Regions from separate parts of the Homo sapiens genome. Here region 1 is linked to region 2. A link is a contact called in ENCODE Hi-C or POLR2A ChIA-PET data. All regions are on one chromosome and are shown on one strand. The core of a region is the stretch at or near the end of the contact, and the rest is flanking DNA. Distances in the headings are between cores, read along the strand shown. Region 1 overlaps SIM1 (SIM bHLH transcription factor 1). Region 2 has its middle 160 kb from the start of SIM1-AS1.

Region 1 (4,415 bases), core at 883-3,382, 220 kb before region 2:
TTAGTGCACGGGCGTGGTCAGCACTGCTTTGGGGCTAAGCAGAGTTTCAACATGTTTCAACCCCTTCTCCACCTTTTGGGGGCTCTTCCTACCTGTGGCTGAGTCTCCCTCCCTATCCCTCTGCCTCAGGTCATCCACTGCAGCGGCTACTTGAAGATCCGCCAGTACAGCCTGGACATGTCCCCCTTCGACGGCTGCTACCAAAACGTGGGCCTGGTGGCCGTGGGCCACTCGCTGCCTCCCAGCGCCGTCACGGAGATCAAGCTACACAGCAATATGTTTATGTTCCGCGCCAGCCTGGACATGAAGCTCATCTTTCTGGACTCCAGGTGGGTGGGCAGGGCCGGAAAGGGCCTCTCCTAGCCTGAGGGCGGCCCTGCTTAGTGACTGAGAGATTTCCGTCTATCCTATGAGCCCATTTTGCACATGAGGCGACTGAATCGGCCCTGGAAAGTGAGGGCGGACAGCTAGGTGTCAGACGGCTGTCGAGGGTGTGTGGGGAGGGCATCCCTGCACCCGCGCCTGCATTCATCCTGCAGGGATTGCTCTCCTCAGGGTGGCGGAGCTGACGGGGTACGAACCTCAGGACCTGATTGAGAAGACTCTGTACCACCATGTGCACGGCTGCGACACCTTCCACCTGCGCTGCGCGCACCATTTGCGTAAGGCGCCACCCTGCCCCGTACCCTAGCAACCTTGGCGCATCCGCTGGTTAGGGGGTGGGGGAGCCACGATTTAAATCCCTCGCAAGAGGACAGGTGGGAGCCCAGGGAGCCGGGTGGTGGTGGTGTGTGAGGCCTCCTGAGGGACTTCTCCGACACTGGGCCCACCTAAATTCTCTAACATCCGCGGGCCGCTAATATAGGCGGAAGAAGCATTTCTGGGCGAAATACGTCCCCCGCCCCCGGCGAAGGTATATTACTCTCCTATTGGTATTTTTTCACATCTGTGAACCACACTAAAGATGAACAAAAACCAAGGCTGGCGCTCACTTGCGTTGACTCGCCTGGCTTTTGATACAGCTTTGCTTTGAGCGTAATCTCCCGGGCAGGGATCGTGAGCGCCGGAGCTCAGCTGCCCAGAGCCTTACTTCCGTAGTTAGAAAAGCGAATCTGGAGGAAACCTCCAAACTCTAAGTGTTCCTCCCTTTGCTAATGGTGAAGACATCTGGCCACCCCTGTATCATCCCTAGAAGGGTGACCGGAGGGCTCGATGCAATACCACGGGACAATCAGTTCCTTTGGGAATTTGCCTGTCGTCTCTCTCTCTCTCCTGCCTGGTGCAGTTATTAGGGCCCACAGGGAGCCCTCAATTCTTACCACCAGGGATTGCATTTGGGGCCAGTCCCAGGCAGGCTGGTTCACCACCATCTGCCTCCTGTCTCTCCGTCAGTGCTGGTGAAGGGACAGGTGACCACCAAGTACTACAGGTTCCTGGCGAAACACGGCGGCTGGGTATGGGTGCAGAGCTACGCGACCATCGTGCACAACAGTCGCTCCTCCAGGCCACACTGTATCGTCAGCGTCAACTATGTCCTCACGTGAGTGCAAGACTGAGACCCCTTCACCCACCCCAGGCGACCCTGCTCTCTGCGAGAGTGCGGGTGGCGGCACGGCCGGGTTAGACAAGGCTCGGGCCACGGGGAATGCCATTTTGACCCTCGAGTGCTGGCTGCGCCAAGAGGAGGCAGATCGAACACTTTCATCTTTTTGAAGAGGTTTTCTTCGTTATATTCTAGAGAAAGATTTAGGAGTTTTTCCATCACAGTCCATATTTGCTTTCTTCTCTTTCTTTTTCTCTCTTAACCTTTTAAGCGAACTCTGCATTAAATAAAACTTAATGCGGCAGAAAGAAAGAGAGAGAGAGGAAAGGATCTAAGTACGGAGGCATTTATGGTTAACAAACAGGACATCTGTTTCATTTTTTCAAATCTGGGGTTTGAAGTTCTTAATTTTAACCAGAGTCTCCAATCAAAGTTAAGAGTTCTGAGAGAGTGGCTTCCCCCCTGAACCACAAAGGGGGCTTAAGTGACCAGGAGGATCTGACTTTAACTCGTAGAAAGCTAAGGGACCCAAGAGAACGCTGCAAGTCTTGGCCGGCGCCCAGGCCCCGCGCGGGGCGTAATTGCTTCACTGAGTGAGGAGCGGAGCTCTGGGTGCCACCTGCGGGCGCGAATGACAGGGAGGCTGCAGAGGCCTGCATTTGAGCCTTATTCTTTCTAGAAACAATAATCGTTTCTGGTTGCCAGTGTGGCCCTGCAGGCTCATCACGTGGCCTGGTGTGCGGCTGGTGAAGAAAGCGTGTTCTGTACAATGTTTGTGGAAGTTGAATTGCTTAGGGTTGAAGCCTTTATGAAGAACTCTTGTGTGTGCTGTTGCGCTCTCCCCACGCTTTTTTTGGTAGAGGTTGAAATTCTTGTGATTTTAGGGGATCTCATGGGTTGTTTACTTTGGAAGCTGGAAGTGTTGACACACCAGGCACTTAGTAGAATGCTATTTAGACATTAGGAAGTTGGTGAAGGGGTGCTATTTGGAATCAGACTATACTATAGGTGATAAGGACTAGATTCGTTTCACGTTGTTTTAAATTGCCAAATTAAAAATGTAGTAGTTGGAAATATTATGCTTGGCAGTGAGACTATTTGTTCTGTGTCTTGTTTAATAAAAAAATTTAATTCAATAGACTTAGAAAATGAATTTGGCTTAGATGAGGATTCAACATTCAAGAATAGTAGCTGGCAATTAGGAATAATCTTTTAATTTTTTTATCTTAGTAAACGGTGTTAATATTATATAATTCTTGTAATATCAAGAAGGCTGTGTATTTTAATACAAAACAAAATTCACCAACATTTTGGGTTTCATGAAACAAAACTATCAATTTCATGAATACAGTTCTTCATATTATTAAAATAAATGCAAGAGAGAATGGCAAAGCATAATACATAAAATAGCCCCCTCCGTGAAACAGTAGTATTAAAGGGTGAAAAATTATGTCCGCTTACCATGGAAAGGAAACGGACATTCTTTAAGAAGGTGCTTTGTATGTCTGAGACATCACAAGCATTACACATACACTCTGTTCTCTGGTGGGTGCCTGTGGTTAGTAATCATTTTTTATCAAACAGCAGGGTATATAGTCACACAGACCCATATAAATGATCCAAATGCAAGTTAGACCTCCCAATGGGTAAACTTAATTTATGTTTGGAGTCATTTTGAAATATTCTGTTTTGTTTTCCAGTAGATAAGTGTACATTTCTTCTTCTGTTGATTCTGTCATTCCTGACTTTACATACTCCTTCAGAACTGTATAATTAGATGATCAACTTTACATCACATTTAAAAAGATGTAATGAGGATAAATACATGATTAATAGAAGGAAAAAGAGCATGGTGCACATTGTTAAAACATTTTATACCTCTGAATGAAAATGGAAATAAACACACAGAAGCATATATACACAGCACACAAGATGAAAAGCTGAAATTGATTACCCTTTTATGAGTCTCAGCTTCAATTTCTTGTAGAAAAATTCTTAGGACAATTTTTATAGCTGCAAATGTGGAAATTGCTTTAGACGAAATGTCATCAAGTGGCTCAGTGTGTGTTGACAGGATTTTCATAATGAACAGGTTGCAGTTTGTTTGATGTGCATATCACACATCTGGCTGGAAGTTACTAATTTACATTGTCTTAGCAAATTAAATAGATGGCTATTGATTCTCCATGGTTGTAGTGAACTACCACATACATTTGTTTTTTAGGGCTACTTCCCTATGAAGCCTGAGAATGACAAGTGAATTCTTTCTAAATACACCACCTCAAACAAAGTACTTAAAACCACAAGCTCCCAAATAGTTTGACATGCCAGATGTTTTTCAAATTTAAACGTTTCAATAGCATACATTTTAAAGGGATTTTCATGTCATGAAAGTAGAGGTTTTAAAATAAGCCTTGGTCAAATGAGGTTGTGATGTTTTGGTGGAGGCAACATTCATAAGCTCGTTGATTTTCTAATTTCCTGATTTATTGCTGAAGTTAAAATATGCCTAAAAAATAAGTTATTATTATCTAACAAAAGCAACAATGAATTATTTAGCAACCTTGTTTTAATAAGCAGTTGCAACAGGGCATATAGGAAAACTGGATGATTTTAGAGGCAGGTGGTATACGCCTTGATGCTTTTTACTGACTTCTGTATGCCCACCATATGTTCTGAAAATCTGGAGAGGAGAGTGAGAAGATACTATGAGTAAATTCCGAAAATTCCCTTAGTTTTTCTGGGTCTCCGAGGTTCAGTGAAGCTTCTATAGCTCTTCATTAAACCCTTGCTCCAAAACAAAAGAAAACAAAACAAAACACTGATCAGTTCATAATTTTCTGCAAGACACACATACCCTGTTAGCTTTACA
Region 2 (4,515 bases), core at 1,164-3,663:
TAATCATATAAGCCAACTATGGTTTCCGGAAATTTGCTTTTCTTTAAAAAGAAATTGAAAGTCATTTGGTGAATTCTTTGTTCTAAAAATGGCAATTCAGACAGGAAAATTCTGGGATTGATTTTAGATCATGCTTCAGTTCTACACTTTTCTTTGCCAACAGAGACTTGGTTACACTCCACCAGCCTGGTGTTGTGTTTTGGAACTTGGAACATCCCATCATTGAGAGTCATTACCATATATTGCTCCGGGAAATTAACTGTGTAGCTGTCAGTAATTTCCAGGAAAGCTATCCTACTCACTTTCCTGCTTTGAATCACCAGGCAGGTCTGTGATTACTCAGGCCCTAGGCAAATGTTTCTATGATGAGGTCTATTCTATAGGGAAAGTGAGGAATGGGGTTGGGTCCATAAGAGTAGGTTCTTCCTTAAAGTCATGTGATAAGCATCAGCCAAACCATCTCCAATACTGCTTTCATTTCAAACTTTAACAATCTTGGATGCAACTGGAAAGTTGTTATTTAACCCAATTACCCTTGGAGGGACTGGTCCTCTGGATGAAGGCAAGAAGATACACGATCAAATTAACAGTAGCAAGATGAGTAGCAGGAAGCTACAGTCAGCTCATTCAGAGAAGTAAAGATCTAATCAAGTACCATGTCAGCACGGTAAAGTTAAAGTGTATTTGGAAAGACCCACCAATGCCAAGGTTTCCTTGCATAAAATATAGCACAAGTTCAGGCTTCTAAACTCTACATACCTCTGACCTTTGGCTCTTTTATGTCTCTATTTTTCTGGCCTGACAGACCACATGCCAATGTGCAACCCAGAATCCCTCACCCTTGTGATTTATGGCTTACAGCTGCTTCAGCGTCTCCACCATGGCAGCTGCTTTTCAGATGTCTTCAAACCAGAGGGAGAGTGTTAATGTGAACTTGAGTGGCTGCAGAAGAGAGGAAGAAAAGTTGATGAAAAAATCATCTGAATTCAGCCCCAAAGCTTTCCATTGATCTTTGCCTTCAGGGCCAAGCAAAATGTTTGGTTTATTTCATAAGCTAATTAGGTGTGTGAAAGGCTACTTGGCATTTACTATTGACTGAACCCAACAAAAGTGATCACCAGACTAGGTAATCAATAAGAGATCGATTACAAGCGTGTGATTGGATTAGCCATTTGATCAATGCTGTGTGCTAATATATTAACAAGCAAATTACCGAGTAGCCCTTAAGAGCAGAATGCTGACTCTGATTGCATTACAAACTAGTGAGATCTAATGACCTACCAAGTGCAAGGGTTAGTTATACAAATCAAGACCTGAAAGTATTTTTTTCCTTGAAGATTTCTCCCCCTCCAAAGAAAATGCTTTCTTAAGTGAGATTCAAATTAAATTACAATTAGCAAGCAGCTGTACTGAGACACCTAATTTCCAAGTAGATATCATGAATGAGAAAGAGGGCTTGGGAACTCCAGATGAAACAGCCTAGAGACTTTTAGGAAGAGCTGGCTAATATCAAAAAGGGAAAAACAAAAAAAAGTCAGAATAGTCACTAATATTTCTCTAATGAAATTTTGATTCATAGTTTCCCAGTTTGGATATATCGAGCTCTTCCATGATAGACTCTAATGTCGCTTGATCTTTATTAAAACTATGTATGTTTTTCCAGCTCCCATTTTGCAGGTAACCTGTTATGTAACTGCTTCAATAGCAGAATAAACAATAGATGTGTGTGTGTGTGTGTGTGTGTGTGTGTGCGCGTGCAGGATGAAGAACTGTGGCTAGTAAAGTACCCTTTTGAGAAAAACAAAAAATTACAAGACAGGTTAGTGCAAAAGTAATTGCAGTTTTTGCCATTTTTTAAAAAGTAATGCAAAAACAGCAATTACTTTTGCACCAACCTAATACAATGTGGAGTGAAGAAAATGTTCTCCACCGTCTAAGTCTTTAGAACTTGTTTCCATTAGCTGATTCCATAAGTGACCTTACAAGAGCAAAACCCCACAAAACAGAGCTCCTCTCCAACCCTGCTTTCCCCATGATTAGGTGAAGCATTTGTTCAATTGATTGTGCTCTTTCAGATTCCCTAAGTGGAGACCAGGCAAGCCTTTGCTCACTTTCCCTCTTAATCCTTTTCCTTTGAAGAAACATTTTTTTTTCCCCTTTGCCTCAGGGAAGCTGAACCGATTAGTCTGAATTCTCCAGTGTTATTTGCAGATGGAAAGGTCTCCCCGGGCCCGGAGGCAGAGTGTCAGCCCGAGCGGCGGCGAGGCCGAGGCGGGGCGTGCTCCCGCGGTGTGGAGGCCGGAGCCGGCTGGCAGGCTGCGGCCTCGTCCGGCCTGGGCGGAGCAGCTGACAAAACAGCCTGCCTGGCTGGGCCGCCAGGGAGGGTGGGAGGGGAGAGGCTGTCAATCAATATCACGGACGCGCAGGAGGGAAACGGAAGATCTGACGGAGCCCTGTCAGTTCCGAGACGCCAAAGTGAACCAAGATTGGGTTTGCCCGCGGTTGGGGACACCTGGTACTTCAGGGTTAAGTGTTTTGGGCACTAGGGGCGCAGGCAGATTTTCCCCTACTTGATACACGTTTGGTGGGTTTCAATTTTTATACTTTAATACATCCGTTTCCGTACCCAAATAGCTAATTCAGTGCCATTGAGAGTACCTAGTGACATTTTTATGAGAACTCTTTTTCCATTTGACTTAAAACTGATGGTAGGAAGTGATCGCAGATGACAGTCCTTTCAGATCTATTCCTTTGTGTTACTCCTTTGTGTGAAAAGCCCCATTCTACGTTTTAAAATACTTTCTGTGCCTACAGAAGCATAAAGTACAGGAAGCTAGCAATATACAGTCACAGAGCTTACTTCTCTTTAAATGAAACGATGAAGTCATCACGTTTATTGTTGATAGAATCTCAACTCACAGTTTACCTCAGGGTGAAGTTCTGTGATAAATGACGTATCTTTGGAATCTGACGAAGCCTCAACTACAGTGGCATATGGTGTAATGATAAAATAATGCTTTTTTAAATCATTACACCATATGATATGGTGTATCATATCATGCTACAAAATGATATGATTTTGCTACAAAATGAGTTATTTCAGTCATCAATGATTACATTCATGATGAGGAACAACATACTTTGAACCAGCAGTAAAATCTCTTCTAATTAATCTTATGTTCATCAAAAACCTCAAACAGAGCAGTTAAAAGAATATCCCGCATCTCATAAATGCAAGTCAGGTGACTATAATGCTATAAACCACTTATTGGAGTGTTACTGATTAATGCCTCTGACATTATTCTACCCTTCTCCTTCTGTAGTGTTATTAATTTGAAGATAGCATCATAAACATTTCTCCACAAGAACCAGCTGTATGGCTCTAGATGATAATGATTGTAATTATTTAAGATAGAAACCAATGGAGGGCAAGCTTCTTGCTTATCACTGTGCCTGATTTAGTAACATGCTGGTGTGCAGGAAGAACTGAGAAGAGGAAGCGAATGATAACAGGCAAAAAAGAAATTTGTTCACATTCAGTAATTCATTTGGGGATTTGTGACTATTTCACTTGGGACAAAAACAAAATCGTTAAGTGACTTGACAAACATAGATCATTAGAATCTATTACACTCTGAACATCATCTAAAGTATATACACTTTCCAGTCCATAGTTTCTTTTTTTAAAAAAAAGTCAATTTTATTTCTAAACTGTCTCATTTTACCTATTTCCATGTTAAATTTAATGACAGTTGATACTGAAGATTTAATGTGATACTTCTCATCAGTTTGCAGATAATTGTTTTGTAGAATATTACAGTGTCCTTTGGCTTTATCCATACCTTATACAGCCTGTTGTTGACCTTCTTCAGTGTGAAAATGAAGGGTATGTTGTTTTGCCTACTTTCATCCACAGAGGATCATTCCCAAACATAAGTGGTATCATTCTTGAAAGCTCCAGTAGGCAGGATTATAACTTGGTTGCAATAGACAGCTCAAGTGTTATCCTGTGAAAGGCTGATGTTTAATGAAGATGAAAAAGCAGGGTTGCGTGGTTAGCTGAAGCATGCATGAGTGATGTGGCTTACAAGAAGAAAGAAAAATGATTCTAATAAAAAAACTTTATTAAATACCCATTAGGATGGTTGTCACTTAAAAAAAAGTAACAAGCGTTGGAGAGGATTTAAAGAAATTGGGAACCTTCTACACTGCTGGTGGGAGTGTAAAATGGTGCAGCTACTGTGGAAAACAGTGTGGAAGATCCTCAAGATTTTAAAAGTAGAATTAGCACACGATCCAGCAATTTCACTTCTGGGTATATACCCAAAAAAATTGAAAGCAGGGGCTTGATCAGATGTTCCTAGCAGTATTATTCACAATAGCCAAAAGTGGAAGCAACCCAATCTGTCTATTGCTGGTTGAGTAAATAAACAAAATGTCATATACTCACACGAAGGAATTCAGCCTTAAAAAGGAAGGAAATTCTGACACATGCTACAACATGGATGAACCTTG

The links. Hi-C counts contacts between places; a loop is a spot of excess contacts on that map. ChIA-PET counts read pairs that join two places held with the same protein, here RNA polymerase II (POLR2A). Pooled maps may share reads with other maps.
Region 1: a map of IMR-90 shows a loop between it and region 2 (1.9-fold over the local background). The contact joins two enhancer-like sites. A Hi-C loop is called at or near these places in 1 of 168 maps with a recorded cell type or tissue (IMR-90) and 2 of 50 pooled maps. POLR2A ChIA-PET finds 5 or more read pairs at or near these places in 2 of 52 experiments (BJ and PC-9).

Annotation. Positions count from the first base shown.
Region 1 is chr6:100,444,393-100,448,807 of GRCh38, reverse strand. It overlaps SIM1 (SIM bHLH transcription factor 1), which reads left to right. Exons shown (of 12, transcript NM_005068.3): 7 at 130-329; 8 at 556-662; 9 at 1,393-1,540. SIM1-AS1 (SIM1 antisense RNA 1) reads right to left here. Exons shown (of 3, transcript NR_187148.1): 3 at 4,012-4,415. Among named protein-coding and RNA genes, the nearest start is that of SIM1, 18 kb to the left of the region's middle. RefSeq lists enhancers at 1-649, 650-1,331, 2,014-2,696. Within about 2 kb of position 2,132, at least 2 of the 41 ENCODE cell types and tissues checked have a DNase peak (open chromatin) inside an H3K27ac peak, as active enhancers do.
Region 2 is chr6:100,226,934-100,231,448 of GRCh38, reverse strand. No RefSeq gene overlaps it. Among named protein-coding and RNA genes, the nearest start is that of SIM1-AS1, 160 kb to the left of the region's middle. RefSeq lists a silencer at 2,192-2,281. Within about 2 kb of position 2,413, at least 11 of the 41 ENCODE cell types and tissues checked have a DNase peak (open chromatin) inside an H3K27ac peak, as active enhancers do.